2 separate regions of the Homo sapiens genome follow, and region 1 is linked to region 2. Evidence: read pairs that join two places in POLR2A ChIA-PET (ENCODE). Cell type or tissue: A673. All regions are shown on one strand. Each heading gives the region's core, and the rest is flanking DNA. Links, peaks and the distances in the headings are about the cores only. Region 1 has its middle 46 kb from the start of SPTBN1. Region 2 overlaps RTN4 (reticulon 4).

Evidence for each region. Peaks named below come from ENCODE experiments on the same cell type or tissue, not always from the same donor. Only the 100,000 strongest peaks of a DNase experiment are listed, where the experiment ranks them.
Region 1: POLR2A ChIA-PET joins it to region 2 with 20 read pairs; 1 of 35 experiments calls an interaction of 5 or more read pairs at or near these places.

Annotation. Positions count from the first base shown.
Region 1 is chr2:54,402,256-54,418,700 of GRCh38, forward strand. No RefSeq gene overlaps it. Among named protein-coding and RNA genes, the nearest start is that of SPTBN1, 46 kb to the right of the region's middle. In A673, for the core only: no CTCF peak of the experiment used is centred there; a DNase peak (open chromatin) is centred at 7,766; H3K27ac peaks cover 365 bases.
Region 2 is chr2:54,993,749-55,009,985 of GRCh38, forward strand. All of the region lies in intron 3 of RTN4 (reticulon 4), which reads right to left. Among named protein-coding and RNA genes, the nearest start is that of RTN4, 49 kb to the right of the region's middle. RefSeq lists an enhancer at 1,870-2,049. In A673, for the core only: no CTCF peak of the experiment used is centred there; no DNase peak of the experiment used is centred there; H3K4me3 peaks cover 465 bases; H3K27ac peaks cover 974 bases.

The DNA.
Region 1 (16,445 bases), core at 5,141-10,140, 600 kb before region 2:
ACCTCTTCTTTATCCATCTGAGCTCAATAACAATTAAGAGCTAGACAGAGGTGTCAGATAAGTGAAAATCAAAATTATCATCTTTATTACTAAGAATGGCTTAGTAATAAAGACAGATTACTTGTACAACAACAGGAGACTTATCCGTATTATCCCCAGTCACAGGCACAGCTGGACAACCTCAGTTTTCACCCGTAAGGTCAAGGTCTGCCCCGCTGAGCTTCCTGTATGATCAGAAACAGATGAGTCAGAAGATCCCAAAGGAGAGGAGGAAGAAGGGGAATGAGGTTAGCATACCCAGCTCCTCCCTCCCAAATCCCCCATCAGAGAAATCACTCCTCCTCCCATGGGGAGAAGGGAGAAAGGGGTGGGGAGAGAGGCCACAGTGCTGCTCTAGGGCGGCTCCTCCATGTGACACTGCTCTCCTTCCTGGGCTCTGTGGCTGCCTCCTGCCAGACCCGAACACAGCTCTGGAGCTCTGGAGCCTTTAAGGAACTAAAAGTGGCTGAATGATCTTTAGCAAAGCAGGATAGAATGTTTCTACTCTTTGGATCCTATGTTTTCATGGCAGCATTTTGCTAACAGAACCCCAATTCTGCTCAGGCTAAATATTAAACATAAAATATTTAGCAAAGTACCAAGCCAAATATTTTCTTTCCCAGCTTCTCTTGCACCAAGGGATGGCCATATGACACAATTTGAACAATGAGACATAAACAGAAGTCTCCTGAGTTTTCCTGTGAAATATTTTGATTTCTAGATTTTAAGAAAAAGACAGTAGTGTCCTCCCTTCACACTCCCTTCTTCCTGCCTTGGATTGGAAATGATGGAGTTATGGCAATCTTACAATCAGGAGAAGTCAAAGATGAAGGCAAAAACTGGCTAATTAAGAATGGTGCAGCAGATATGTAGAAAGAGACTAGATGCCTGGTGACACTTCGCTCAGCTGAGGTGAATGAACATCAGCCTACTTTTGGGATTCCTTGTCATGTAGGACAACAGAAACAAAGTAGAAAGATATTTGTATAAGACACTCTGAGATGGGTTTTCTGTTACTTACAGATACTTGCCACCTGAACTGCTAACAACCTTGCTTCCCCAAGCAGCTTCAGGGGAGCCCTTCCTAAAGCAGTAACGAATGAAGGAGGCTGCTTACCCTCTCTCTCCCCACAAACCCCAGCCAGCCAACTCTGGTAGTCACAGGAATGAAACATGCTGCAGACATTTCACTCCATCTTGTCATCATCTATTCACAGTGTGGAGCAGAACCTCTTCCTTCACTCTTACCACTCACTTGCTATTTAATTTCTACTCTCACTGTGTATACTAGACTCACCTTTTCATCAATAGTAACCACAGAGCCCATTCTCCTGGCTTTCTTTTTTAACCTAAGAGTCAGCTGATTTGCTACATCATCCACCATTTGGAAAAAACAGGATAAGCGAGAATTGTGTCTCTAATAAAGAGTCCATTTATAACAAGCTATTTTGTCACCAACTTCTCCAGCTTGTAAGCAATCAATTCCCTTCTCAGCAAATTCAATAACTCGTTATCGTCTTCAAAACCAGATTTGTAGTGAGTAGAGACAGAGGCTGAATTGAAGAGACTCCCAATACTAAGTCGATAAAGAAATCACATTCTCACCACCAAGGTAGTGCATCCTTAAATCCCAGAGAGCTCTATCTTACATAATTTAGTAGTATTCTATGTTAATGAAAGAAAGTCAGAGGATGTGGGGAAAGAGAAAAACAACTACCATATCATACCCTAATTGGCTGCTTCCTGAGACACACAAACAAATGTTTATCAGCCAAAGAAGATTACGAGCCAAAGAAGGTGTCTGGATTTTTGCTTTATTTTAATGAGAAATATTAAATACTATTTTTTTTTACTAAGAAACATTAACAGATCTAGGGAACTTTGCAACAAGTAACCACAAACTGGGTTATCTGTTTTTCACTTCCTTCTATAAAAGTATAACATTCTTTTAAATTAATCTGTATATTTATTATAATGTTTCCTGTTGCTTTGTGGTTTCTGTACGCTTGCCTAACTCCGTGTGTCAATGATTCTTATTTTATCAATTAAAATGCATTAAGCTGCAAGTAACAGAAAAACCTATCAAAGGGTTCTAACCACAAGAGCTTTTTTTGTGTGTTTAGCTATCAAGAAGTCTTGAGGCAGTCTGTCCTTGAGGTTGTTTAATGACTCGGTGATGTCATAAAGTACTAGATTTCTTTCTATCATTCCACCCTGCCTTCCCCAAAGAGTTGGTGATGTTGCAAGATGATTGTTACAGCTCTCAGAAGCAATCCTCATAAGCAAAAAGGCAGAGCAAGGTTGGGCATGGTGGCTCAGGCCTGTAATCGCAGCACTTTGGGAGGCTGAGATGGGAGAATTGCTTGAGGCCAGGAGTTCAAGACCAGCCTGAGCAACATAGTGAGACCACCTTCTCTATCTATAGAAGAAAAAAAGGTAGAGCAAAAAGACAAAGACAAAATGGATTCTCTTCATGGGTCTCACTTATTTAGTGAAGAAACATTTTTGCAGCAGCATTCCAACAGACTTCCCTTTGAATTTCACTGGCCAGGAACATATCACATGGCAACCACTGGCTGCAAACAGGGCTGGGAAATTTACTATGGCATCTTCAACCTTTCTGTAGAAAAAGGAAGGGAGCTGGGAACACTTGCTAAGTAGGCCACAAACATTGCCTGCAAGAGGATAAGCTTTCAGAGATCAGCAATTGCATATTTTTATTTGTTGTCTGTTTCCTTTTGTAATAAAACAATATATAAAAACAATAATAACAGTAAATATACTCAAATAGTACTTTGAAAAAAAACACCCATAATTTCATCCCATTGCAATGATTTTTTGTGTTTGTATTATCTTCCATTCACTGTCCATAGTCCATATTCATAAATATTTTATCTATTAGTAATCTAATTTTGTATTCTTTTCCATTTAATACTACATCATAATCATTTTTTCTGTTGTCCATAATTATAATTTTAAAGAAAAATAATTTTTCATGGAGATTTTAATGTCACAGTTTACTTAGCCGTTTCACTGTTATTGAACCCATAGGTGATTCTCCATTTTTTGGCTAAAATAGATTATACTATAATATTACCTTTGTGTGTGGAAAGCTTTTCAGCTAGTAGATTATTTTAAGGGCAAAAAAGGTTATAAATATTTTTATAACATAAAGTGTTATACTCTCACACAACCATAATGACTGTTGTAGTTTAAAATTTTACTAGCAACATATATATAATATATATTTTATACATATATAATAACTTACATATATTATATATATACACACTTTTGCAAATTTAATCAGAACCTCACCAACATGATATTTTAGATGACTTTTTTTCTGATTCATCAACTATAAAATGTTACTTTATATTTTATTTCTGACCTTTTCCTTTTTCCTGGTGGGAAGACCAGGTAACTAGTCCAGCCAGGGTGAATCTTATAGGACCATAGCTGGGGCAAGATAGTTTCTTACCTAAAGCTAAGTTAAACCAAAATGCTATAGTTATTATCTTTGAAGGGTATATGTAAAAGAGATTTGGGCTGATTTTTATTTTCCTCCTTGTTTTTTTCTAATAGGAAAATGAATTGGATTACTTAAGTAATGAGTATAATGCAAATGCTGCTTAGGTAATGACTATAATGCAAATGCTACTTAGGTAATGAGTATAATGCAAATGCTGCATTATACTCATTACCTAATAGCATTTGCTATTTTTCTGTTAATGAGCTGAACTGTGGTATAGGTGTGTAAGCTGAAGAGGAGGGTCCAGGCAGGTCACCCAAACATGGAGAGCCAGGGAGCCGAGCAGGAATCCAGGGAGGTAAGGCCAAGGCTCAGGATGTCCACGGAGACCAGAGCAAGGAACAGCACATCCGAGTGGGCGAGGGTTCCTGTGTGCTCCTGAAGCAAGGCAGGAGACAGACCAGACCATTAAAAGGCCCAGGGAAGAACAGATTGTTTCTTTGATTGCTGCAAAGGCATTTCCTTGCTGTTCTTATTAATCTGGAGTAAATTATCTACACACATTCTACAACATGGCTTTGTCATTATAATATTGATTTATTCATTCCTTTCACAAATATTTATCAAGCACCTCTCATGTGCCAAGTACTGCTGTAAGCACTGGGAAGCAGCATTAAAGAAAAAAGACAAAAGTCCCTAACCAGAGAGGAAGGTTACTTGTTATAAAGAAATAAAAAGGGGCCGGGCACGGTGGTTCACGCCTGTAATCCCAGCACTTTGGGAGGTCGAGGTGGGTGGATCACTTGAGGTTAGGAGTTCGAGACCAGCCTGGCCAACATGGTAAAACCCTGTCTCTACTAAAAATACAAAAATTAGGGAAGGAAGGAAGGAAGGAAGGAAGGAAGGAAGGAAGGAAGGAAGGAAGGAAGGGAGCCAGTTCCCACAGGATCTCACAGGCCATGCTAAGAACTAGGGATTGTTACGTTCTCCGTATGAGCAAATGTAGTTGGGTTAGCAATGACTTACACTTTATGTATTTATTTATTTATTTTTGAGACACGGTCTCGCTCTGTCAGTCTGTTGCCCAGGCTGGAGTGCAGTGGTGCGATCTCAGCTCACTGCAACCTCCATCTCCTGGGTTCAAGCGATTCTCCCGCCTCAGCGTCCCGAGTAGCTGGGATTACAGGCACCCACCGCCATGCCCGGCTAATTTTTGTATTTTTAGTACAGACAGGATTTCACCATGTTGATCAGGCTGGTCTCAAACTCCTGATCTCAAGTGATCCTCTCACCTCAACCTCCCAAAGTGCTAGGATTACAGGTATGAGCCATTGTGCCAGATCAATTTACCCTTTAAAGGAATCACAAGTTGCTGTTTGGAGAAGAGATTTGTTGGGAGGAGGGATGTTGTGTAGGAAGCAAGAGTGAAAGCTAAGAGACCAATTGGAAGTTGCTGTAATAGCCTAAGTGAGGAATGCTAGAGGTTTGGACTAAGATGGAGGCAATGGAACTGGTGAACAATAGTCAGATTCTGAATCATTTTTAAACATAGAGATGACAGAATTTGCTGATAGATTAAGTGTGGCATGAAAGAGAACAGGAGACAGCATGAAAGAGAACAGGAGGCAGCCACCATGAATCCTAGGTTTTTGGCCTGAACGGCTAGGTTGTGAATCAGTAATGCCTTTTACCATATTTTAGAATGCTGGAGGAGGAGGAGGTTTGGAGGAGAAAATCAAAAGTTCGCATATCTTAAGTTTGAGATTAGATACCCAAGTGAAGATGTTGAGTTGGCAGTTGACTATATTTGTTTGGAGTTGAAGAAAACCAAAATATTTCACCCAAAATACATGGTCCAAGCCCCTATTCTTTCTGTAAACCTCAAGATGGTATATAAGCTTCTGAATCCCATAGGAGGTTCAGGAGTAATTACTCTGTGGTTCTCTCCCATGCACATTAATAAATTTATAGCCATTTATCCTATTAATCTGCCTTTTATCAGTTGATTTTTCAGCAAACCTTCAGGGAGTGAAGGGGAATTTTTTTTTTTTTTTGGCCCCTACAGAGTTCAGAGCAGAGACCTGGAGGGGAGGTTTAATTTTAGAATCACCAACATATAAAGCCACAAGCCTGGATGAGATCACCAAGGCAGTCAGTGTAGGTGGAGAAGAGAAAAGGCTCTTCAACAAGCAGAGGTTGGGGAGGTGAGGAGAGTTCAGCAAAGGTCACTAATAAGTAGCAGTGGCTGGAGAGATGGGAAGAGAATCAGACGAGTTTGGGGTCCCGGAAGCCCCGCAAGGAAATTGTTTCAAGAATTGCTTCAATTAACTATGTCAAATGCTGCTGAAAAGTCTAGTAAGATAAAGACTAAGAATTGATCTGTAATTATGCTCTGGAGCTTGCTAAACTCTCAAATGCCTCAAGTAGATAAAAAGCCATGAAAAAGCAAACCCAGCAATTGTCTCTCCCTGTACTATTCCAAAATGACATCGACAGGATAGATTTGTCTTTATGTAAATAAGGATCCATTGGCTGGTACCTGGAAATCCCAAAATTTGTTGTCATTCCTTGTTTGAGATGTAGGTTATTGTACTTGGGCATGCCTGAGGTTGCTTTTCAGATTAAATGGATAATAAATGCAAAGTGTAAGGAACAGGGTCCAGTGTAGTGTAGATGTTGGCGGCGTTAGCTATAATTGTAACTCGACAGTATTGAGTCTTGCTTCATTTTTAGCTCTCATTTCAGGCTGTTGCTTAGCAGTGTTCCAAAGATAAGCACTAAGTTTTCTGGAAATGATTGAAAGTAATCACAGCATCTTACAGCTGAAAGGACTGTAGAAGTTAATTACTCCATTCTCTTCAGTTGGCAGATAACAGAGATCCAGCAATATTAGATGACTTTCTGAAGGTTAGCTACCACATTAGTGGAGGGACTCAGACTAGAGCATGGGTGTCCCAGTGCTGAGTCCTTTAAAATTAGTTATAGTAGAGCTCACAATTGGAGAATTGAGCATTCCATGACAAGGGACTTTTTTCAGATGACTGAAGCTTATTCCTTTTAACCACCAAAACTTAATAACAACCATTATCACTTTTTTTTTTCTTCCAGACAGGATCTCACTCTGTCTCCCAGGCTGGGATGCAGTGGCATGAACATAGCTCACTGCAGCCTTGACCTCCTGGGCTCAAGCAATCCTCCTGCATCAGCCTCCTGTGTAGTTGGGATCACAGGCGTGCACCAGCATGCCCAGCTAATTTTTTTATTTTTTGTTGAGACAGGGTCTCACTTTGTTGCCCAGGCTTGTCTTGAACTCCTGGGCTCAAGCAATCCTCCCACCTCTGCCTCACAAAGTGCTGGGATTACAGGCATGGCCCATTATCACTTTTGATTAAAATCCTCTACTGCTTTTGATTAAAACATGTCTATACAATGAAGTCATTCTAATCTAGAGGGTTTGAAGTCCTCAAAGTCAGTTTTTCTTGTTACTTTCTTTACCAGTTGCTTTAAGGTTTGAGCAATCCCTTTGACTTGTAAAGCAAATGACAACTTAATTCGATTGTGTTACAATATTATCAGATTGATCCTTTGATATTTTTTGAAAAGACAGAAATCCAAGAACAGCAACAAGCATGTGATTCTGCCTCTAAGAGCATCCACGATTTTAAGTATACATTTATTTATATTATACATGCATATAGAACTATAAATGTATTATTGTGGAGATCTCAGTGCACAACGCAGACCTGTAACTCATGAAGAAATTAACCTTAAATGAGTCAGTATTACCTTTCCTTCAGTGTGTCAGAGTACATATGGAGCTTTATATATATATATATATTTACTGAAATAATTTTTGTCTCTATAGCATTTTTTCATAGAGAAATTCTGAATCACTTCATTAAACTCCTAAATACTGCATGAGAAATGAGAGATCAGATATTATTATTCCTATTCTAGAAATACAAAACTAACGTCCCCAAATATTAGATATGCACAGGGGACCTATACAAACAGGAACAAAGCCCCTTTCTCTCTTCTGCTTCTCATCAGTCAATCTTTGAGTCTCATCCAAGAGTCTGAATTTAGCCTTCAGTATTTTCAGCTGTTCCAGGAATAGACCCTGCCAGAAAACAAAGCCCACTGATTCCTGGTGCTCACAAATCCACCCTCGACTCTTCCCATCACTAGTGACCACAGGCTCCGCCTCTGCCTTCTCTAAGGTCATGTGATCTCCGTTGCTACAACAACCGAGAATCCATCACATTTTGCTCTGGGGTAGCTCTTAAGTGTAAATTGCTAGTCACACTCTATCCAGTCTTACTAGATCAACTGAGCTGTGCACGTCCAGAGAATGGGGGAGCAAGAAACAGGCCAGAAAAAGTTTCCTTCCTTCCCTATCTCGATTTTGGTGCCTTTGATTAATGATAGATGTTGTTGGATGCTGGGTATGTGGTATGTCCTAAAGGAACAGCTGACATCTGGATAATTACAGGATGGTTGGGAGGATTAAAATTAAAGGAAGTAATTATTGTGACGTGCTTAGCAAAGGGCAAAGCATCTTGCTCAAAGGAAATGTTCACTAAATGTTCGTGGTGTGATTATTAGTATTTGTAGCTTCGTTGGTAAAATGTGGGAAGAGCTAATAATCATAGTTGTGGTTTATTTAATTTATAAATAAATTAAATTTATTTATTAAATTATACTTACATCTCACGATAAGATTACAAGGTCATTATCATTTTCCTCATTCCACACGTGAGAATGTAGCAGACTTGGGATGTGACAAAGGTTTCTCTGACTTTACCAAGCTTGTTCATTCATTTATTCATTCACTCGACAAATACTCACCAAGTTCCTGTGTACTAGGCACTGAGCTAGGCAAAGGTGAAAAAGACAGACCTGGTCCCTGCTTTCATGAGATTTAGAGTCTAAGGAGGGGTACAGGCAGGTGAAACCCAAATGTCATCACGTTCCAAGGTCAGCCCCCATTCTTTTTTTTTTTTTTTTTTTTTTGAGACGGAATTTCTCTCTTGTTGCCCAGGCTAGAGTGCAATGGTGCGATCTCAGCTCACCGCAACCTCCGCCTCCCGGATTCAAGCTATTCTCCTGCCTCAGCCTCCCGAGTAGCTGGGATTACGCATGCGCCACCACACCCAGCTAATTTTTTTTCGTATTTTTAGTAGAGACGGGGTTTATCCATGTTAGTCAGGCTGGTCTCAAACTTCTGACCTCAGGTGATCCACCCGCCTTGGCCTCCCAAACTGCTAGGATTACAGAAGTGAGCCACTGTGCCCAGCCTGGCCCCCATTCTTGCCCTGACACTTTGAATGCAAACCTTTTAAAATAAATCCACTCATATTAGGCAAATAAGAAAAGCTATTTCACTGAAGAATGCATAGGGAAAACCTCAGGAGGTACAGAGTTTACACTCCACAACACATAGCTCTCCTCTCCCCGTAAGCATCTTTGTCCTCTGCATCACCTCAATCCTTAAACTCCTCACCCCACCCTACTCTACCCTCAGTCTCTCAGCCCAGGTAGAGGCTGCTGGCCCAGGATCGTCCCTTTCACACTATGACTCTCCCCTCTGTATGCCAGACCACTTCAGCCTTACATCTGAACTCTTAAAAGGGTCCTCCCATTAGCCAGATACCCCCTCCTTAGAAGATGACCACCGAATTATAAAGAAACTATTTTTTCTTCTTGTTCCATAAGCAAACAGGCAGTCCTACTGTGCTGAAAAGACACAAGGAAAGACTTCAAATCTGGACATAGGGCAGCAGGGCAGGTGTCCTGGAAAAAGTGATATCTAAACTATGCTAGGGAGTATAGTTGCCTCCTCAACATCCATTGTTCAACTCTTGGTAACTATTCCAATTTGGTGGTGGAGGCAGGAGTAGGGGATATGCATACCTTCTACATGACGCCTACCTGCTTTGGGGAGAGGCAATGCCGTGGCTCTTAGCACAAGCCTAAGCTAAATGGTATCATTTCATACCCCTAGCCATACTTATTGGGTCAGGGGTGAGTAAGGACCTAATCTGGGCAATGAGACTGAAAGAGATGTTTGTGGGAAAGGGGGAGGCAGCATGGGGGAAGGGGCAGTCTAGGAAAGAAACAATTTCTTTCAAAGAACACAAATAAACAAGAGTGCCGGCGTCACTACCGCTCACCATCTGATCACCACGTGGACCACCAGCCTCAGCAGGAAGGCTATGCTGCCCAGCAGAGTAAGAAGCTGAAGAGAAACTGAACTCTTCCTGACCTGGTAGAGCTGCTAAACCAACCCTGGTAATGTGAGCCTTTCTTATCTAAGGCAGTAGAGCTTCAGCTGACTGTTACTTGCAATCAAATCCAACCTAACTGATACAGAAGGTGAGATCTGATCAACAAGTGGCCAATAACCTTGAGAAGGGCGTAGGCAAGTCTCAGATCTACAACTTAAAGAAGTTGTCCATTTAAATGAGGCAGTTTGATTTTCAAGAAAATCATAAAATACAGGACAAGTCCTACATACCCTTAATTACCAGCTAGATAATACAACAAGAAAAGATATCTGATTTATAGTCACACACACCATATCACAAATTTCCAAACTTAATTTTTAATTATTATTATTATTTGAGATGGAGTCTCACTCTGTCACTCCAGGCTGGAGTGCAGTTGTGTGATCTCGGCTCACTGCAACCTCTGCCTCCCAGGTTTGAGTGATTCTCCTGCCTCAGCCTCCCGAGTAGCTGGGATTACAGGCACATGCCACGTGCCCAGTTAATTTTTGTATTTTTAGTAGAAACAGGTTTCACCATGTTGGCCAGACTAGTCTCGAACTCCTCACCTCGGGCGATCCGCCCACCTAGACCTCTCAAAGTGCTGGGATTCCGGGTGTGAGCCACCATGCCTGGCCAGATTTCCAAACTTAAAATGGCTAGGAACTATGTGATGTGACTTTTAAAAAGAAAACCTTCAAAACTTTGTTAGAACATTTAAAAGATGATTCAAGTAAGTGGAGAAATAGAGCCAATTCCAAGATAAAAAGACTTAATAACACTAAAATGTCTATATGACCAATAGAATTAAATTTGAATTAAATTGAATTTATAGATTTAATACTATTCTGATCTAAAGCCTAGTAAGTATTTTTTTTTAATGGAGTTTTGCTCTTATCTCCCAAGCTGGAGTGCAATGGCATGATCTAGGCTCACTGCAACCTCCACCTCCTGGGTTCAAGCAATTCTCCTGCCTCAGCCAGTAGCTGGGATTACAGGCATGTGCCACCAGGCCCAGCTAATTTTTGTATTTTTAGTAGAGATGGGGTTTTGCCATGTTGGCCAAGCTGGTCTTGAACTCCTGACCTCAAGTGATCTGCCAGCCTTGGCCTCCCAAAGTGCTGGGATTACAGGCGTGAGCCACTGTGCCCAGCCTAAAACCTAATAAGTATTTTTAATTTCACAAAATTATCCTAAAATGTATGTATGAAAATAATAAGAATACCATCAACAGGGAGTATAAAAAAGACACAGAAAAGTTTCTACCAATATCAGCCATTAAAACTTGCTATATAATAAAATAAGAATTAAAATAATGCACTAACTAGATCATAGATTAATGGAACCAAATGAAGAGACTAAAAAGGCCTAATAATTTACAGTAGCATTTTTGTGAAATAAAGTTTAACTATAAATAATTAAATATATGTACACACTTAAAATATATCTATCAAAAATAGCTTTTGAAAACAGCAGGAGGGAAGGAAAGTGTGTACAGACACGCCTAGTTGTCTGACTAAATGGCCTTTCCCAAACGCCTTCTCTCCTGCTGTTTTTTCTATAGAAAGAGAAATATGAAATACTTTCCCAGCCACCATTGCGCTAGGTGTGACCTTATGACACAGTTCTGACTAATAAGACATAAGAGGCCTGGGCACGGTGGCTCATGCCTGTAATCCCAGCACTTTGGGAGGCCAAGACAGGTGGATCACCTGAGGTCAGGAGTTCGAGACCAGCCCGGCCAACATGGTGAAACCCCGTCTCCACTAAAAATACAAAAAAAAAATTATCTGGGTGTGGTGGTACGTGCCTGTAATCCCAACTAATCGGGAGACTGAGGCAGGAGAATTAGTTCAACCTGGGAGTCGGAGGTTATGGTGAGCTGAGATCTCGCCACTGCACTCTAGCCTGGGCGACAGAGTAAGACTCTGTCTCAAAAAATAAATAAATAAATAAAAATAAAGACATAAGAGAAAGTCTGCTGGTAGGTTTGGAAGAAAATGTTTGTTTTCCTGATTAAAAGAACTGACGTGGCTCTTACTGCCCTTCCTTCCTGCTTTGAATATAGAGGCTCAGCAGCCATCTTGGAATCATGAGGAGGTAGCATGAGAGAAGGGCCCAGAGCATTCCAGTCTCCAGGACCCACATCACAGAGACACCAAAATGCTGCCAACCCTACCAACTGCGACTTCCTATAAAGTGAGAAGAAAAAGCCCCTTTTTGTTTAAGCCACTGTTAGTTGGATTTTGTTACTTGCTATCAAATAATATAACTGATACAAGTTTTATTTGATAAGAGGTTTTGGAATTTGTGATAGCAATTTTAAAAGTAACTAAGTACTTAATATACTCTAGGTGGATTAAGTTAACTTTTTATGTTGAAAAAAAGAACAGAACATTGAATAAAATATTTAGCACATCTGTGAGGAAGAACTTTTTCTTGAAATTTTATAAGGAATTGTAAAGAAAGAGATAGGTACACACATGTATACATTTTAAACTTCTGTACAATGTAAAAAAGCAAAAACAGAAGAAAACAAAATATAAAATATGAAAAATATATATCAAATACGATAGACTATAGGATCATAAATAAAATATACAAGGAGCTTATTCAAATGTATTAGCTGTATTTCATCATTTTGATAAATGGGCAAAGACTATGAACAAGCAATTCCCCCAAGGAGAAACAGAAACAGTAAATAAACACCTGAGAAAATGTTCAGCCCTAGGAGTAATCAAAGAAATGCAAATTAAAGCAACCTTGAAATATCATTTGATACCTACTAAACTAGCATTTTGAAAAATGATGGGTTGGCAAGGTGACAGCGCTATTGGCGCACTCATCCATTTCAGGTGGCACTACAAATTAGTACCACTTTTGAGAAAGCAATATGGCAAGCATGGAGAAACATCCATGCCCTTTGGCCCAGCAATTCCAGTTCTTGTAATTGGCACTAAGGATAGTAATTCAACCGAAGCAAAGGGACAGACTCCACACTGTTCTTCAGAGCCTCAGCAATTCAATTAAATCCAATTAACATATATTTTACACCTTCCTTCTGCCAAGCAAAGGCAACAGGGAGTCAGAAATTAATAAGACACTGTGTGTGACCTCAGGGGGCTCACAGTCTGGCAAAGGAGCCAGGTGGGTAAATACATTACAAAACAGTGCTGTAAGTCCAGCAGTGGAAACATAGATGAGGTCAGAAGAGCTTGATTTTCATGATGAGGTGGGTGAGGTAGGTAAGCAGAGAGCTGGCAGAGTTGAGAAAAGATTATGAAGGAGACCATGTAAAACTATGGGGAAAAAGGCACCAAGAATTAAAATAGCAAACAATTTAACTATATATTCACAGTAGTGTGGGAATATAAATTCCAGAGAAGGTTTGTGAAAAACCAAGATTTGCGGCAGAGTGAAAACAGAGCTCTATTGCCCTTGTTTGACACCTATAACAGCAAAAAAAGAAACATTCCTAAATGACCAACTTGGAGATATCTCTTTGTGAATTGTGGTACACAGTGGACCATAATTCCACTACAAGAATGAAAATTATGAAAATATATGACACTTAAAAATGTTTATGAAATGCAGGCAGGATACCTGGGGGAGAGCAGCTGGTCCTGACAGCACTTAGCATTGCTCCAAAATTCACCATTCCTTCTTTGTTATCATCACATTTCTTTTATTTAAATGTAATTAACACACCATAAAATTCACACATTGAAAGCACACAAGTCAGTGGTTTTAATATATTCATGAAGTTGTGAAACTATCACCTCCATCTAATTCCAGAATATTTTCATCAACCCAAAAAGAAATCCATTACCAGTCATTCCCCATTCCTTCCAGCCCTTGACAACTACCAACCTACCTCTTGTCTCTAGAGAACTGCCTCTTCTTCCCCTTCTCTGCCCTAATCCCTGCTGTCCTCCTGAGCCTGAGTAAGCAGGGGCCATGCCCTCTCTAATGCCCTGGCCCCGCATAGGGACACTAGCCCTCCCCAGAGTGCAACAGACGGAAGGCCAGTAAACACCACTCTATTAAAAGTTCAGACATACAAATGGGAATTCAACACTGTCATGCAAAACTAAGGAATCTGCCTTACAGAACACGTAGCTCACTCTGTGAGACCCAACCCTTCTAATTTAGTCCCTCCCTTCCTGAGGTGAGTACCACCTTAGCACCCACTTCCAGCTTCCCTCCCTGACATTTAGAGCCAAGACCACAGGACCGGTGGAACCGGTGTGAGGAGAGAGTGGGGCAGGACCAGGAAGCACCTCTTCCTCTGCTAATGCACGCAAAGGAAGTCTGGTGCTGCCTTTAATTTTTCCACTAAGGAACTTGGAGGAGGCATTGTGTGGTGGCTGGGTCTCTGGCTGCTTTCACCAAGCTTATTATCTGTTTTCCTCACCAGACTTATCTCCTGCAGGACGCTGTTTTGTTCTTTTTCCAGGGACATTAAGCGGAAGTGTAAAAGCTGTGGTTCTCTGTGGAAATGACCACAGATTATTTTCCTTGCCATTTGTATAGGCCTCCTTTTCCTGACCAGCTAGGGAGGACACTGCACATTTGATGGTGACATTTGACCTTTTTGTTTTATGTGCCGTGGTGCATTCTCTCTGGTAGCCTCAGAAGTTACAAGACCTTACCTCACTCTTCAGGAACAAACTACAGCAATGATTCATCTCTCTGTATTTCCCAGCCTCCTGATAAACTGCTAAGTGAAGATGGGGAGGAGCCATCACGTCGCGTTGATAGAATAGACACAGAGGGGACTTGGTGATGTATTAGGAGGAGCACTGACCAGAAGTCAGGGTATCTGGGTTTGGGTTTAACCTCCTTGGTTCTCAGTCCTCTCATGGATGAAGTGAGAGTTGGAATAGAAAGAGGTCACAGCAGGTCCTTCCAGATTTCAGTCCATAGTTTCTCTACATTAGTAAGGTGAAAATAAGGTCTCACTATTTAGGAGATTCTGGTCTCAGGATCCTTGAGGGAAGAGAAAGAAAAGGGAGGGAAAGGGAAAGGGACAAGAGGAGATGAGAAAGCACAGAAGGGAAGGAAGGGGAGAAGAGTTGGGGGCACAGGAAGAGAAGTGGGGATCCAAGGAGGGAGGGGAGGGAAATGGAGGGGATAAGAGGAGAAAAAAAGATGGGAAGGAGATGGGAAAGGAGGGGAATAGAGGAAAGGAAACAGAAGTAGGAGGGGCCAGGAGGAGAGACGAATGGCAAATTAGTAAGACTTCTTTAGAAAGAAGATGGGAAGTTCACAGGTTCTACAGACTGGAGAAAAAATTATAAATAAATAAATAAATAACAAAGAAAGAAGATGGGAAGAACAGAACTAACATTTCTCTTTTTTCTTCTTTTTTTTTTCTTTTGAGACAGGGTCTTTCTCTGTCACCCAGGCTGAACTGCAGTGGCATGATCACAGCTCACAGCCTCCCAGGCCCGAGCAATCCTCCTGCCTCATCCTCCAGAGTAGCTGGGACAACAGGTATGTGCCACCATGCCTGGCTAATTTTTTATTTCTTTAAATTTTTGATAGAGATCTTGTTATGTTGCCCAGGCTAGAACTAACATTTCTGATGTCCTACTAGATGTCAATTCTCAAAATACTTTGAAGGTAGATAATAATATTGTTCTTTTACCAACAAGGAAATGATTCCCCTTCCCTGCTTCTGAATGAACATTATGTTCTCCCTCAAGTGATTTTGGTGCAGTTGGGCAGGTTTTAAGATAAGCTGGGCTAAGTGATTTGCTCCAAGTATTAACATTAGTCAATCATGATGCTGAAATTCAGCCTCAGGCCTGTCTAGCCCGGAGACCTGTGTTCTTTTCACTCTACTAAGCTGAGAAAAGAAAACACAAAGAAAAGCGAGGAAGGGTTTCATAGTGGATACCTCTCCATGCATTTAATCAAAAATAGGCCAAGAGACTCTCTTAATGAAATCCACCCTCCAAAAAAAAAAAGAGAGAAAAGTAGTCTGAGTTAAGTAAAACCAATTCAGCTCAAGGGAACAGAGTCGAGATAGTCTCATAGGCATTTCCAGGACAGCCGACCTTTTCCATAATGAACACTGCTCCCTCCACAATGATGCAGCAGTAACTCTCACTGCCTTACTCTTTAGTAGTGATCTAGATTTAACAAGAGCGCCTTGCAACTTATAGTATATTTGCAGTCTTTAAAGCACTTTCACATTCTTGATTCCTTTTGACCTCTAATAATAATAATAATAATAATAATAATAGTATTAATAACTTAGGAACTGAAACAAAGATTTTAGAGTCAGACCTCAGTTTAATCACCACTCTTGCCGCTTAGCTCTGCGACCTTAGGCTGGTTAAGAAGAGCCTCAGTCTTCTCTCCTGTAAGATGGGGATAATAAAAATGCCTACCCCATAGGGTTGTAATGAGTATCCAAAGAGATAGAACATGTTAAGTGTTGCCCAGCACATAGTCGTGTTCAAGAAATGTTAACCACTATTATTTATATATATATAAAAAACACATATATGTCAGAAAAATTATCTGACATTTGAAAATAGGCAGAAAATATTACTGATTATTGGGTCTTCTTTCAGTGCAGTATTGAGCTTAATTTTCTACTGACTTTACACTCCATAGGTGCAGAGGTTAACTTAAAAATTTTTGTCTGGTAAAGATGC
Region 2 (16,237 bases), core at 11,119-16,118:
CTGGAGGAAAACAAAAAGGGAAGAACAGCCAAGAGAAATGAGACAACTAGGCACTGATAGTCACACATAAGATAATATGAATATATCCTAGAATAGGAACACCTGAGAGGCAATCTACACTGCCACCAACCCCACTGTGCAAAGTACAGAAGAATTTCCATCTTTTTCCGTAAAGAAGCTGAAAAGATTGTTAGTGAAGCTGCAAGAATGAAAAAAATATTAGTTGATACCAAACAGTGTGGCTGACTTAATTGACATTTGCCAACAAAATTTCTAGTCCCTTACAGATTCCTCAAATTGGTTTTAATAAAAAAATTTTGAAAGATTGTTTATACAGGATAAATGATTCTCAATAGGAGGAATGTATAGAACTTTATTAAAATCCCTTCTGAGAAATATAGTGTTTTTCTGAGAAAAATACTGTTGCTTCTAATGGTCAACAAGAGAATTATTAGTTAATTTAGATTTATTAGTTAACTTAGAAGTTTGTTCAATCCTGATACCAAAATCAGACAAAGACATCACAAGAAAGGAAAACTACAGATAAATATCCCTTATGAATATAGATGCAATAATCCCCAACAAAATACAAGCAAACTGGATCGAGCAACATATAAAAAAGATTATACACCATGGCCAAGTGGCCTTTATCTCAGAAATACAAGATTGATTAAACATACGAAAATCAATCAACACAATAAATCATATTAATAGGATAAGGACAAAAACCACATGATCATCCCAACAGATGCAGAAAAAGCATCTCACAAACTCCAACACCCTTTCAAGATAAAACATTTAACATACTAGGAACAAAATGGAACATTATCAACCTGATAAAGAGCATCTACAAAAACCCACAGCTAACATCAAACTAAATGGTAAAAATCTTTCCCCCTAAGACTAGGAACAAGACAAGTACATCCATTCTTGCCACTTCTGGTCCTGGGGGTGCTATGCAGTGCAACTGGCCAAGAAAAAGACATACAAGGCATCCATATTGGAAAGGAAGAGATTAAACTCTATTTAAAGATAACATGATCTTATACAGTAAATCCTCACTTAAATGTTGAGGATAGCTTTCTGGAAACTGCAACTTTAAGTGAAATGACATGTAACAGAACCAATTTTACCATAGGCTAATTTATATAAACAAGACTTCATTTTCTATGGCATATTTCTGGTCACAAAAACATCATCATATTCTAAATAAAGGTCGGGCGCAGTGGCTCACGCCTGTAATCCCAGCACTTTCAGAGGCCAAGGCAGGCAGATCACCTGAGGTCACGAGTTTGAGCCTGGTCAACATGGTGAAACCCCATCTCTACTAAAAATACAAAAATTAGCTGGGCATGGTGGCCGGTGCCTGTAATCCCAGCTACTCGGGAGGCTGAGGCAGGAGAATAACTTGAACTCAGGAGGCGGAGGTTGCAGCAAGCTGAGATCACATCACTACACTACAGCCTGCATGACACAGAAAGACCCTATCTCTAAAAAAAAAAAAAAATCTAAATAAAGACTCAAAACACTTCTACTATTAAACACTGAAATAAAGTAAGCTATATATACATTTAAGAAAGATTTTTTAAAACACAATTTTTGGTGAATCAGTGATGGTGGTTGTAGTGGTGGTGGGTTAAATCAAGGAACAAATGTCTGCAAAGCAAATACTGTGGTAGGAGCACCTCCTACCACCACCACACAGTTCAGAAACAACAAATATGGAGGGATCTCTAAGTGCCTTCATACTGCATCATTTATTGTTGTGCATTTGCATGATTATTATATACTTTATGGGTTTTTATTTTATAATAATCTGTATTCATTCATTCATTCGTTCATTCATTTTCTAAGCTGCTTATTCCAGTTCTGGGTCACGGGTGGCCAGAGCCTATCCTGACATCTCAGGGTGCAAGGCAGGAACCAACCCTGGACAGGACACCATTCCATCACAGGGCACACTCATACACACACCCCCACACTCATTATGAGACAACTGATACACACCAGTGAACCTAATGTGTACATCTTTAGAATGTGGGAAGAAACCACAGAGTACCCAGAGAAAACCCCATGCAGACATGGGGAGAACATACAAATCCCATACAGACAGTGGCCCCAGCAAGGAATTGTTTTTTTTTCTCTTCCTCATGCACATTATAACGAAACAACACTGAACAAAACAATGATATGAGGGTCTGTTGTATGTATTTTAAAAATTCTAAGGAATCCACAAAAAGCTACTAGAAATAATGAATGAGAGTCCAGCAAGGCTGTAGGACACAATATCAATATACAAAAATTGTATTTCTATACACTAGCAATAAACAATCTGAAAATGAATTAAATAATTCCATTTGTAATAGCATAGAAAAAATAAGATACTTAGGAATACAGCGAAAAGAATTTCAAGACATATGAACTATACATAACACACTGTCGAAAGAAATTAAAGATGACTTAAATAATTGGAAAGACTCCTGTTCATGAATTGAAAGACATTAAGACAGTAACACTCCTCAAATTGATCTAAAATACAAACACTATCAAAATCCCAGCTGTCTTTTAGCGAAAATTGACATGCCAATTGCAAAATTCATATGGAAATATAAGGGATCCAAAAAATCAAGAAAAACTTGAAAAAGTACAACAAAGGTTGGAGGACTCGAACCTCCCTATATCAAAACTTCCTAAAAAGATATAGTAATCAAGACAGTAGAGTAGTTACACAAGGACAAACAGGTAGATTAGTGGAATACAACTGATAACCCAGAAATAAACCATTACATTTATGGTCAACTGACTTTCACAAGGGTGCCAAGGCAACTCAATAAGAAAAAAACAGTCTTTTAAACAAATGGTGCTAGGACAACTGGATATCCAACTGCAAAACAAATGACGTTGGATTCTTCTACTTCATATCACACATAAAAGTTAACTCATAACGGCCGAAAGACTCAAAGTTAAGAGCTTAAACTAGAAAACTCTTTTATCTTTGTTTCTTATCTTTTTGTTGTTGTTATTGTCGCTGAGACAAGGTCTCACTCTGTCACCCATGCTGGAGTGGAGTGGTGCAAAAGCAGGCAGCCTCAGCTTCCTGGGCTCAAACAATCCTCCTGCCTCAGCCTCCCAAAGTGCTGGGATTGTAAGCATCAGTCACAGCACCTAGCCAGAAAACTCTTTAAGAAAAAAATAAGTGTAAATTTTCATGACTTTGGATTAGGCAATTGTTTCTTACATATAACACCAAAAGCAGAAACAACAAAAGAAGAAAAAAGATAAATTGGACTTCATTAAAATTAAAAACTTTCACCACAAATAAAGTGGAAAGATACCACACAGAACGAGAGAAAACACTTGCAAACCAATTCTCTGATAAGAGACTTGTACTCAGAATATATTGAAAAACTTTTACAACAGTAAAAAACAATTTAAAATAGACAACAGATTTGAATAGACATTTCTCCAAAGAAGGTACACAAATGGCCAATAAGCACATGAAAAAATACTCAACATCATTTAGTCATTATAAAAATGCAAACCAAAACCACAATGAGATACCACTTCATACCCCCTAGGATGGCTATAATCAAAAAGATGAGCAATAAAAAGTGTTAACAAAAAGTGATGAAGATTAGAAGCCTCATAGATTGCTGATGGGAATGTAAAATTCAGCCACTGTGAAAAACAATTTGGCAGTTCCTCAGAAAATTAAATACAGAGTTATCTTATTACCTGGCAATTCCACTCCTAGGAATTTTCACCCAAGAAACTAGAAAACACAAAAACTTAACACACAAATGTTCATAGCAGCATTATTCATGATAGCCAAAAAGAGGAGACAGACAACCCAAATGTCTATCAAGTGATGAATGGATTGTTTTAAAAAAAGGTATATCCATATAACAGAATATTATTAGGCCATAAAACGAAATGAAGTGCAGTAGTCCTCCCTTACCTGCATTTTCCCTTTCCCTGGTTAGAGTTTCCTGCAGTCAACCACAGTTAAAAATTAGGTGAGTATAGTACAATGAGATATTTTGAGAAAGACACCACATTCATTTAACTTTAGTATACTGTTACCATGATTCTCTTTCATTGTTAAAGTTGTTAATTTCTTACTGTAACTAATTTATAAATTTAACTTTATCATAGTTATGTATAGATAGGAATAAACAGTATATATAGGGTTCAGTCCTATCTGCAGTTTCTAGGGCATACGCTAGGGGTCTTAGAGTCTTACCCCTCAAGAATAAGGGGGAAACTACTGTACTGATACATGTTACAACCCAGATGAATCTTGAAAACATATGCTAAGTGAAAGAAGCCAGTCACAAAAGGCCATATATTTTATGATTCTGTTTATATGAAGTGCCTTGAATATGCAAGTTATGAATTCTGTAGAGACAGAAAGTAGATAAGTGATTGTCAGGGGCTGGGGAAAAAGGGAAGAGGAGTGACTGCTAGAGGGTGTGGGGGGCTTTTTTTGGGAGGGGGGTGAAGAAAATGTCCTGGAAATAGATTTAAAACTTTAAAAAAATAGTCATTTCAACATACTTCTCTACTAGGTTGTAAACTCCATAAAAGAACATGTATGTCTTACTACCTAACTTTATCCCCAGAGCTGAGCAGAAAGCCAAAAACAACTAAATTTTCAATATTACTGTTGACTGATTAGAATGAATGAATACCTTATGACAGGTCACTAATTCTAATTGATTTATTTAAAAAATGTTTCTACGCTTTAGACTTAACATTTATTTTATTTACACTATTTTCAGATGTCTACATTTATTAAATAACAAATAATGCTTTCAGGTAATTTATAAAAAAGAAAACACTGTTTTGCAGGCTTGTCTCCCCTTACTAGACCCTGGAAAACTGATAAATGCCTTTCATCTTTATATTCCCATTACCTACATCATTAATGCTTGCTGCACTGTCTGAATAGCGGCCAGATTATTTTTAGAACAGAAACATTTAAATTCATTTTCAAATTAAAATAAAGGACACCTTTCAATAAGAACTACAGGATCACCAAAATGCTAATTTTGGATTCCTCAGTAATCACTTTAGTGGTTCCTTATTTTTGAAAAACCAAAATTAAGACAAAGAGTTTATACAGGGAAAGTTTAACTTTTCTTGGTTCCTCAAGTCTCCTTCTATACTGCAGAATAAAGGGTTAATCATACAAGGTAACCCTATTCTGTGGCCTCAACCTTACTCATACAAAATGTTCATTAAACATCCTTTCAAAGATCTGAGATGAATTTAGCAGTACTTTTCCATTTACAACTTTGGGGGAATGCTTATGAATTGCTAAAAATAATGTTCATCAATTTTAACAAACCCTTGTAGTTTAGAAAAAAGTAATTTATGCCCTGCAGTCCTTGCCGTTTGTCTCCAAGATAAAAATGTGAAAAATGACTGTGTGTAATAGCATCTTTATCAAAATAAAATTTTAATTCAAAATAACTCAGTACACTTAAATCTTTTCTTTAAAATAAAAACTTCTGGCTCAATGCACAGTAAGAAGAGCTGCCTACATTTGGTAATCACAAACTGTCATCTGCCATAGCTAAAAATAGTGTCAGCCTGCATTGTGCATGCCTTACGTGCAGAAGTCATCCAATTACATTTTGCCTCAAATCAAATTCTTACATTCTTCTTTGAACAGCCCGAAGTCAGGTTTCAATTTTAAAAAGCTTTTGTCTGGGAAGGCGGGGCAGTGGGGAGTTAAACTGGCTGTTCCTAAAAATACTAGGACAGGGAATGGCTGGCAGAAAAATACCTACTTTTGAAGCAAAAGCAAATATTAAGTTCTCTTTAATAATGCCAGGTGAGGAATGAGAATGGCAGTTAAATAGGAAATAAACAAATGAATATATAAATATTAGAACGGTATTAAAATTTCAGTTGTTTTTCACAACCATGTTTATAATAATAAGTAATTATATATTTATTAAGAATCACAACCCTTAATCAAATTCTTCCCAAATGCCAGGAAAAGTAATTAGAATTCAGAATTGAACATTTAGTACTACGTAATAGTAAGCTTTTGTCTCAACACAGTAAGCATTCACCTGTCAAAAAACTGACAGGCGAAGGTCCACAAAAAGGATCTGTGCAGAGTTTAGCTCTCTTCACAAAGACATTAAGAGGACCTTAAGTCCTATTTCTTTTGAGTCCTATTTCTTCCTTCAGGTTAGTATCAATATGATCTGAGAAGATAATGTAATCTCTGTTTCCCTGTGTGTAAAATTAGAAAAATAATACCCACCCCTAAGAAATTATTTGAAGCTGAATTGAAATTTCACATATGGAAATGCTTGGTAAACTGAACACACTGGTACTAAAGCTCAAGAGATAAGGTCAAGAAAGGCAATCAAATATTATATGTAATGCTTAGCTAAGCCCTGATTTTTTAAAAAAGGTGAATTCAACTTTCTCTGAAAGTATATGTAAAGAGGTTTCAATTAGCAAGTCTCAGCCTGATGGGTACCTGTTACTGCTACAAAAGTATCTCAACCAAATACCTGGCAAGCCAGCATCTGTCTTGGCTATCTCCTCTTCCTTTAACTAGAGTTTTTAAACAGATACGTGCAAAATTTCAGGTCCTTGTCTCTTCCACTAAATCTTTCCTGTCTTACTTTGATAACGTTACAGTGCTTTGGCGAATTTGAACCACCACACCTAAGAAAATAACACTTTACATGACAAACAAATAGCACTAATAAACAATCAGCAAAATTTCTATACTTCCCCTTTCTACAATAATTTTGTAATCTCCCAGTCTGAGCAAGGCACTGTGCTGAGTACATTGTATACATTACCTCGAATCCATAACAACTCTAAAAAGTATTATCTGCATTACATATGTGATGCAAATGTATTTGTACATTTGTAATGTAAACATATTGTTAAATAAATTGTGTAGGGTTACAAACTGAAATTCAAGTCTGACCATGAAGGTCTCACTCTATTATACCTTTTGTATTTAAAAGACTATATTAATACTCAAGTTTCTTTTTATGCTACTTGAGAATACCAAATGCTATTTCTACCTTAGTTTAAATAATTGAGACAGGAGACACAATTTACTAACACTACGAGTAGAGTTATAGGTGAGACCAATAAATTTCATTAAGAGATTCAATAATAGGAATAAACCATGTTTTGTTTAAATTGTTTTCTAGAAGCAATCTGAATTGTTCTCACCTTAAAAATAAATTTATACTATAAATAACAATCTATGTAATTACATATGAACTATAAAAATAGATAAAAAAGACATTGGTGAATTTAAGAATGATATTAAAATTTTTAAATAAGCAATAAACTTGACAAACACAGCATATAAAGCAACGAAAATACCATTTCTAGAAAATCTCCAGGAAACAGAAGCCAAACATAAAGATGTGAAGTTAAGTCAATGTTTACTATTCATTTTATTAAAAAACCAATCCTACACCCAGGATAGAACCTTATTATTATTACTGAGAACAAACGGCCTTTACAATTAAAATCGTTGTAAACACCGAGTGTGTTTTCACACACATACTCCTTTCCCCACATAACATGAACTAAAAGATGGTTTGTGATTTAAAAAATATGCGTCTCTAGCTCTCTAGTAACCAACACTATTTGAGGAGTACAAGATTCTCTTACCCAAGTTTAGTATTGTTAAATGGTCCCTGCAGTTATGAAGTTGCATAGGAAAGAAAATTTTCATAAATAAGAAAACATCCACTAAGTAATCTTCAAAATTAATCCAAGCTCATAAATATCCCTTACTGTTTAAATTCACCATCCAGCCTCACTCATTACCTAAATGTCTTGTCAGATAAAACCACCCAAATCAACAGTGCAAAATTGCAAATCTTCCTATTAACATGAAATTCCACAAAGTTAATGTTGTGAGTGATGCTGGAGAATTGCTCCAAAAAACACTGACAGTCCAACAGGCACTTCAAAACGGAGCCTCTCACTTCAAAAGATTAGGAAGAGCCCCCAGGAAAGTACATTTTTAAACCACTGAACATTTTTTGTAAAGGGACATTATATATGACCCACTGTGAAATTCAACCATAAAGCAAAAGAAGCCATTTTGTGCTAGTATACAATTTTGTGGCAAAAATTACATTCCCCTAAATCCCAAAAACCTGATTCATCCTCTATGTATTCTAAAACCTTATGCACGGCTGTGATTATAAACTAAATTATGTTAAGAATGAACTAAAATAAATTTATTTTCATAGTTATTGGTTTTTATGTGCCAAGATAAAGTCAATCAAATCTTATTTTATTTATTTATTTATTTATTTATTTAAGACAGTGTCTCCCTCTGTCACCCAGGCTGGAGCAGAGTGGCATCATCATAGCTCACTGCAGCCTCGACCTCCTGGGCTCAAGCAATCCTGCCACCTCAGCCTCCCAAGTAGCTGGGACCATAGGCGTGCACCACCACACCAAGCTAATTTTTTAAAATTTTGTAGAGGCAGGGCCTCCCTATGTTGCCCAGACTGGTCTCAAACTCCTGGGCTCAAGCAGTCCTCCCACTGTGGCCTCCCAAAGTGCTAGGATTACAGGCGTGAGCTACAAGGCCCAGCCAGTGGTCTTTTTTTCCTATATTTCAAGTAGAAAATGCCTCAAATATGTTGCAGGAACATAAAAACTACCTATGGCTGTTTGCCATCTTCTAAGGATAACACGAATTTCTCTAAGAGAAAAGTGAAGTTCAATAACACCATACATGCTTCATTTATAATTAAATTCACCAGTTTACTTCATTAGTTCATGTGGTTTTCAATATTTCCCTTAATCCTACACTCTTTCCAGCTTTACTAGGAGAAAACAAGCAAAAAAGGGCAGAAAACAGTTCTAATTTTGCACTCCTAGTTTTCCTAAACCATGATAATTTTCTCTTTACAGAATAATCCTACCTTTAATTTCATTTTCTCTAAGGTAAAGCTAAATATCTTCTCTTTAAGTATGTTGGATATACATGACTCTCCCTACCTGCACTCACTTTAACGATTTTTCAATTGTAAAGAATGTTAAAATGAGAACTTCTCCTATGACAAGTCTGTATTTCTGATACATGTTGATAAGCATGTGGTTATTAAGTTACTAGAATTGATCAAGACCTGCATAAATAGAAACCTAAAATTAGAAAATAAACTGGTTCAATGTATAATTTACTATAGTTTAAATTTTCCTTCTTGTTGGCCCATCTAAAGCTTAAAATAAGTAGGCACCAAGTCTTAGAAACCTGAGGTTACTGCTCAAAACCCTATTTTCTACTAACAAAAACTAAATGGAAAACATACTGTCCCGTAACTCTAGAAACTTGAAGCTTAATATACTGGAGTTGGGGGAGGGGAAGAGCTCAAAGCAAATTACTAGTTCAAAACACAGAATGAACCTCACTAGTAAGTAAATCAGTTATATTTCTTCTTCCATAACCTTATATAACTGTTGTACACACAATATAAATGTTCATCGAATCAATGAACAGTACAAATAATCATTAATATTTGATAATTTGGTAATTTTTCAGTTTTTAAATTGCTTTGAGCTTCATAAGAAAATGTTATATAGAATATGGTAGTGATATAGTATTTGAAGAAAGACGACACAAAATATTTTAGTGTCTATAATACGTCCAATGCCTAAGGGGCAGCTGAATCAAACAAACTTGAAAGCCATGAAGCAGATTAAAAAAAATACACACACACTCAGTAATATGTCAGCCTTATTCATGATAGAGCAGATAAATAAGTATAAATGTGGTGTCAGATCACTGCTCCAAGGATGCAAAGAAAAGTATTGCCTAAATTAAACATCATCCCTTAGCCCAAATTCTAGCAAGAGATGGGACCAAGTGAATACAGTCAGCCCTCTATGTCTGCAGGTTCCACATCTGCGGATTCAACTAACTGTGGATGGAAAAATGTAGCTAGACCTATGATGACTGCATCTGTAACTAAGCAAGTACAGACTTTTTTCCTGTCATTATTCCCTGAACAATATAACAACTACCTACATTGTAAAAAGTAACTCAGAGATGATCTCAACAAGATGTGCGTAGGTTTTACGAAAATACTGCACCATTTTATATAAGAGACGTGGGCATCTGTGGATTTTGGTATCCATGGTGTAGGGGGACGCGGGGTGGAGGGCTGGAAATAATCTCCTGCAGATACTGAGATGGCTGTACATAAAAAGGGAACTTAGGGGACAACCGGAGAACAAATTTAAGAATTCTATTCTCTGCCTAGATATTCTGCCTACATCCCAGCATGTAATCCAATCCTGAAAGATGAAAAGAAATTATTCTCCTGGCCCAGAGAACTCCCACTAGGTTTAACCTTTTGACAATACCTGTACTAAATGACTAACCACACCTACCTTCTTCCATGATTAGTGTGACAGACAACTGCCTGCCTTTTTTATTGCAGTGAGGACAATACGAAAGAAGTATACGACATTCAATAACATGCCACAAGTAGACTATGCACAAATAAAATATCAAAACATGGGCCGTTTTAGCTTATATACTTTTCAATCTTTGGTTATTCAAGTGCAAATATAAATTATAAAATAAAAACAAAGGCTTCATGCCACCATGGACCTGTGGCATGGTCCTGTGTGGGCCTGACAAATATTTAAATCTCTCGTTTTCTTGGTTTCCTTGTCAGTAAAACAGGAAAGTTGGAATAAATGATTAACAGAATGCCTTATCTGCAGGAATACTCTAAAAATTCTGAATCTACAGAAGTTCCTTCAGTTGCTGAATTGTTCCTTTAAGAAGGGGAAAAGTGGGGGAATCCTTTTTCTAATTGCTCCCACTTGAAATCATATTTTAAAATTTTCCAAAAATTTATGTGGGTTTAAGGCCAGAAGTAAACCTGGCTGAACAATGGAGTTCTCAGCCTTTTCCTTCATTGACAAGCTGCACCAAGTCAATCAGAAGACCCAGTGATGAAGCCATCACTGTTTTTGGCCTTCAAAAAAATTTGGAGGCTGGAAAAAGAGCCAAGATATTTATGTATAAATAATTGTAATAGAAAGTACAAAATGAAACCCCTCATGCCCTTCCCTTAGGGGGGAAAAAAAAGTACAAAATGAAAACCGAGAGATGGGAGTGAGGAACACTGAACTACCTCCCCAGGGAGGCTTAGTGAACACCTCAAGGAGAACCGGGCCTTTGATAAGGACTACTTCAGCAAAATGAAATGGGAAGAAAGGGCCTTCAAGGTGGAGAGAAAAACACAAGCAAAGGCAAAGAACAGGTATGTTTAGAAAACGAGTCCTTCAGTGTGGCTAGCGACAGGGAGTAATGACAGACGAAATTATAAAGGTTGGGGCTAGGCCATGGAATGCCTTTCAAACATCCAGGATAGACAGAAGAAACTTCATTTGAAAAGTAAGTAAAGGAAAATCCCTTAAGTGCCATGATTAGAGTTGCACTTTGGAAGAGTAATTTTAATTTCGCTGTGACACACATAATTTAGTGGAAAGATCAGTTAGGGGCCCTGGTAAGGATGAGGAGTACACAGACTTGGGTAAATAAAATAGAAAGGCTATTTCCACCATTGCTCCCACTGCTTACACATCTTACAATATAAAGCTGGTTCTTATCAAGTAATTTAATGAGTTAACACTGACGAAATAGCTATCTTAGAGTAAAAACTGTAAGAAAGGAATACATACTATTTAACCTTAGCCACAGATCCATGATAGACACTCACATTCACTGATGAAAATAACAATTTGTACAATCTTTCTGGAAAGCAGTTTTGTAAAAGGCGCCCAAAGCCTAAATAACATAACCCAGAAATTTGGAAATAATCACAAATAGAAACAAAGACTTATGTTCAGTTATAATCATTTTAGCATTGTTTTTACAGGTTGAGTATTACTGTAATATGTGGGACTAGAATATGTTGGAATATTTGGAAATATTTTGGAATACTTGCATATACGTAATGAGGTATCTTGGGAGTGAGGCCCAAGTCTAAACATGAAATTCATTCTGTTTCATCTACATGTTATACCCATAGGCTGGAAGTAATTTTATGCAATATTTTACATAATTCTGTGCATGAAACAAAGATTGTGTTAAGTATTTATGTGTGGAATTTTCTACTTGTGGTATCACATCAGCGCTCAAAATGTTTCAGACTTTGGAGCATTTTGGCTTTTAGATTTTCAGATTAGGGATGTTCAACCTGTACTTGCAAACTTTAGCAATAACCTGATTTAACTAGATGGAATTAAAATATTGTAGTCATTAAAATAGCGTACAGTATTTAAAAAATAAATACTTAATGGAGGAAAAAGACTACAGAATAAAATATACCACAAAACCCTCCCAACACACATTACCCTGTTAAAAAGATACCCCAAAACTATTCTCTATGCGATGTGAGTTTTACTCTTCTACTTACCTTCTAAATTCTCTATAACACATACCTATGTAGTGCTGCACTACTAACCCAAGATCTAGAAAATGTATCTAATGAATGCCTAAATATTCGGTTTTAACAAAGTTTAGAACTGAAAGGAGAGTCGTTCCAATCAGTAGGCCCCATAATTAATTAATGCCAAAGTTCCCTTGTTGGGCATTTTTTGGCCTTCCCGAGTAAGGCATTTCAAACAGCAAGACCCCTGCTACTCTCTACCAAAATGTCAGTATGAGCTTTATTCAAGGCTTTCAAAAAATGAAAGTAGCTTATCATAAGTAAAGATCAGAGAGCCCTAAAAGAATCTCTACACGGAAGTATGCTGCAGAAATGGTCCAAAACTAGTTTGTCTTGAGATATAATTATATTGAGTTTTAATGCTAGGAACATTTCTTTCCCTATCCTACAGAAACTTCTCTCAAAGATTACCTCTGGCACATTAACTGACAAATCCAAAGAGTACTGTAACAATAAAGAACAGTGTTGCACCTACTTTTAAAATTTAACAAGATTCACATCCATTTCTCACTCATATTAACCAGCTTCTCTAAGTATTTAATTGCCCATTCCTTCTTGAAAATTCTTTCCCCCCTTAGTATCAGTTACACTATCCTGCTTCTTTTACTGCTCTAGAACCTCCTCATTTTCCCTAAAGCCGCAGACCTCCATAACGCAGGTTTTAGGCTTTTCTTTCTTAATAGTTCTTTCAGTGCAAATCTCCTCACATAGTATTCACCTGCCTCACTCTGCATTTGACTCCCAATTCTTTATCATTAAACCTGTCATTTATCTGAGCTTCCGAGATGTTCTATCATCACTTCAAATTCAAAGCGTCTGAAACTCAACTTGGCATCTTTTCTATTTTAGCTCTATTTCTACTAATACTAAAGGACTGTCATTGCCAATATTTCACTCTAATTCAAACTTCATGTTGCCCCTTGAGTCTTTACACCTCATCCTTGTCCTGCAAATCTATACCAAATGCCAAGTATTCCTTCCTTGAATTTCTCAAATCTGCCGCTTCTTCTTCCTTCCTATTTCAGGCCAAATTCAAGCCTATCTACTTTAAATCTGGGCACAACTACAGTCATCCTAACTGGTGTGGCTATAGGTTATTCTCCCCCAGTTGATCTTATGCAGCACCCTAAACCAACTGCTATCATTTACCATTCCCTACTTTAAAACTTCCAAATCCTTTTTATTTCTTTTACAATCAAATCCAAAACTCAATGTCTTCTGCGGTCTGGCCCAGGGTATCTCTTCCATAAAACCAGAGAACCTCTCAACTGGAACCCTGGGCAGCACGCAAATGAGGAAATTAAAACCAAAAAGGTAAGTTTCTTATTCTAGCCAAAATCAAAATATACCAGAACCAAGGCTTAAACCCTAGATCACTGTTTCCCGAATTTGCCCAACAATATGAATTACACCAGGATGCTTAATATGCAGATTGCCAGGCCCTACAAAATCTGATTTGGTAGGTCACGACCCAAGGAATCTGCATTTTTAAGAAGCACTAGATGATTCTCATCTACAGAGAAGTATGAGGAAACCTAATCTAGTTCATCTAAATTTTCTACATTCCTTGACCACACCAATCTTATCTTTCAACTCCTGTCCTAAATATTCTGTTCTACCCAGAAAGTTATTTACTGTCTCAACTATAGCTTTTTAGTGGTTATATCATTCTCCTACCCCATCCAAATCCCTAGGCCTACCCATTCCTTCCTATTTTAAGCTCCTAAAAATCTTTTGACTACCTTAATCAAAATTTTCCATATAACCCCAGTAATCGAATACTATGTAAATGTCATTTGTCATAAGTATCCTAAACAGAAAATATGAAGAATATATAAAAGAATGCAAATTATTAATGCTTTCAGCCTGAAAGATCGAGTATCTTAAATACCAGTTAATCGGCAAGCAAACACACACACACACACACACACACACACACACACCACCTTTTAAAGAACACTGAAATCAGAGCATCTCTCAAATCTGTCACTATGCTATACTGGTGGTCAGGGGGAGAATGCAGTAGAAAAATGCCTAAGTATATTTTTTAAATTTACCTAGACCCTAGATTAGGCTCCTTCTCTGCTGTCAAACTATTTTTTTTTTAGATGAGGAAAAACTCATTCCATGACAGCTTCCAACTTCTCAGTGATTTCCAACTTAAACCTTACTCTGTAATCTTAAATATTACTCTGTAATAATAAAATTGTCTGCTGATAGAGAAAATACTAAAATATAATTTAACCACTGACTCAGAAAAACAGGCAAAGTTAATCTTACCGACCAAAACAGCCAGACAGGTACTAAAAAATATTAGGCCATTCCACTTACAAAGTGAGGCTCCCCAGAGATATTCAGGAGTAAATTCAATTTTACATTTGAGTACCTAAAAATAATCAAACAAATCTCTGGAAAAAATATGAACTACATTGGAACTTAATTTCTCCTGTCTCATAATACCTTTAAATTACTTCAACAAATAAAGAACTTAAGATGTTATTTAATGATTTAAGACTTAAGTTATTAATAAAGAACCTTAATAGTTGCAGAATGAGCCCTGATACGACTTTTCACCTACTTTTAAGGCCTGTATTTATTGTATTATTATCATTTGTATCATTTTCACTTAGCAAAAGCTACCATATATCAATTCATCAATCTGTAACGTCAACGGCTAACAGGATGAAGAAATAAAAATCCTTCTCTTTAAATTCACATGTAAAGAAATCCTAAAGGCAAAACCCAAAGCTGTATTGTTTTCTATTATTTTTTAAGTTGCAACCATAAAATCTTACCAATGTCTCAATATGGTCTCAATCTTAAATTCACCTTTTCCCCACATCTTTATTGAACAAATTTTTAAAAAGACATTGTAAAAGTTACTGTAATTAGCTCTACATACTTTTAGAAATATTGTTGCCAATCCTGCTAGAAGGAAATAATTTTTTTTAATTATAAAACTTGAATGTAGCCAGGAAAAAAATTGCTTACGTAGAATGTCTATTTTGGACTACTTAAAAATAGCTCTAATAATTTAAAGGTAATTTATTATAAGTGGTCAGATATACAGCCTACCACTTTCTTTTAAAGAAAAAAAGGTAGATTTAACCATCTACATAATAAAATATTCTTTAAATATTCTAGTCAACATTTTACCATTTACAGGCTTAAATTCTTACACAATGATCCACTGAGATTTGAAAGGATCTGGGCTTTCAAGGGGGAGGAAAAGGGATCAAAATCACTGATTGGTTATTACAAGGACAAAGGTTAGTGACTTAAATATAGACATGCATTTAAAATTACTGCGTAATTATACTGTGTAATTTGAATGATTTCAAGATGCACATAATCTGATTAAAAGAAAGTTGGTAATAATTTTAAAGGTTCAAATCAGATTTTCAAAGAAGAGGCTTACTGCAAACACAATATCTTGCTACCTACAAACCTTTGCACAGAATTTCAACTACACCAAGTAAGGTTTTTTAAAATAGTCACGGAAAATATGTCACTGTGAAACACAAAAACAGCAATGTGTATTTACCACATCCAAGTGACGAACAAATGAAATCTGTTAGATCTATATTGTTTACAATGTGCAAGATTAGAGAACAGAACCTAAACGGCAGGACTGAAAAGACTAAACCGAATGCCAGTGAAACAGAACAGCATGACATTTTCTGGTATACAACCAAATGTAAAAACACGTGAGATAGCCGTTTTAATCCTTTAGACTTCAACTCTTCAGAGGT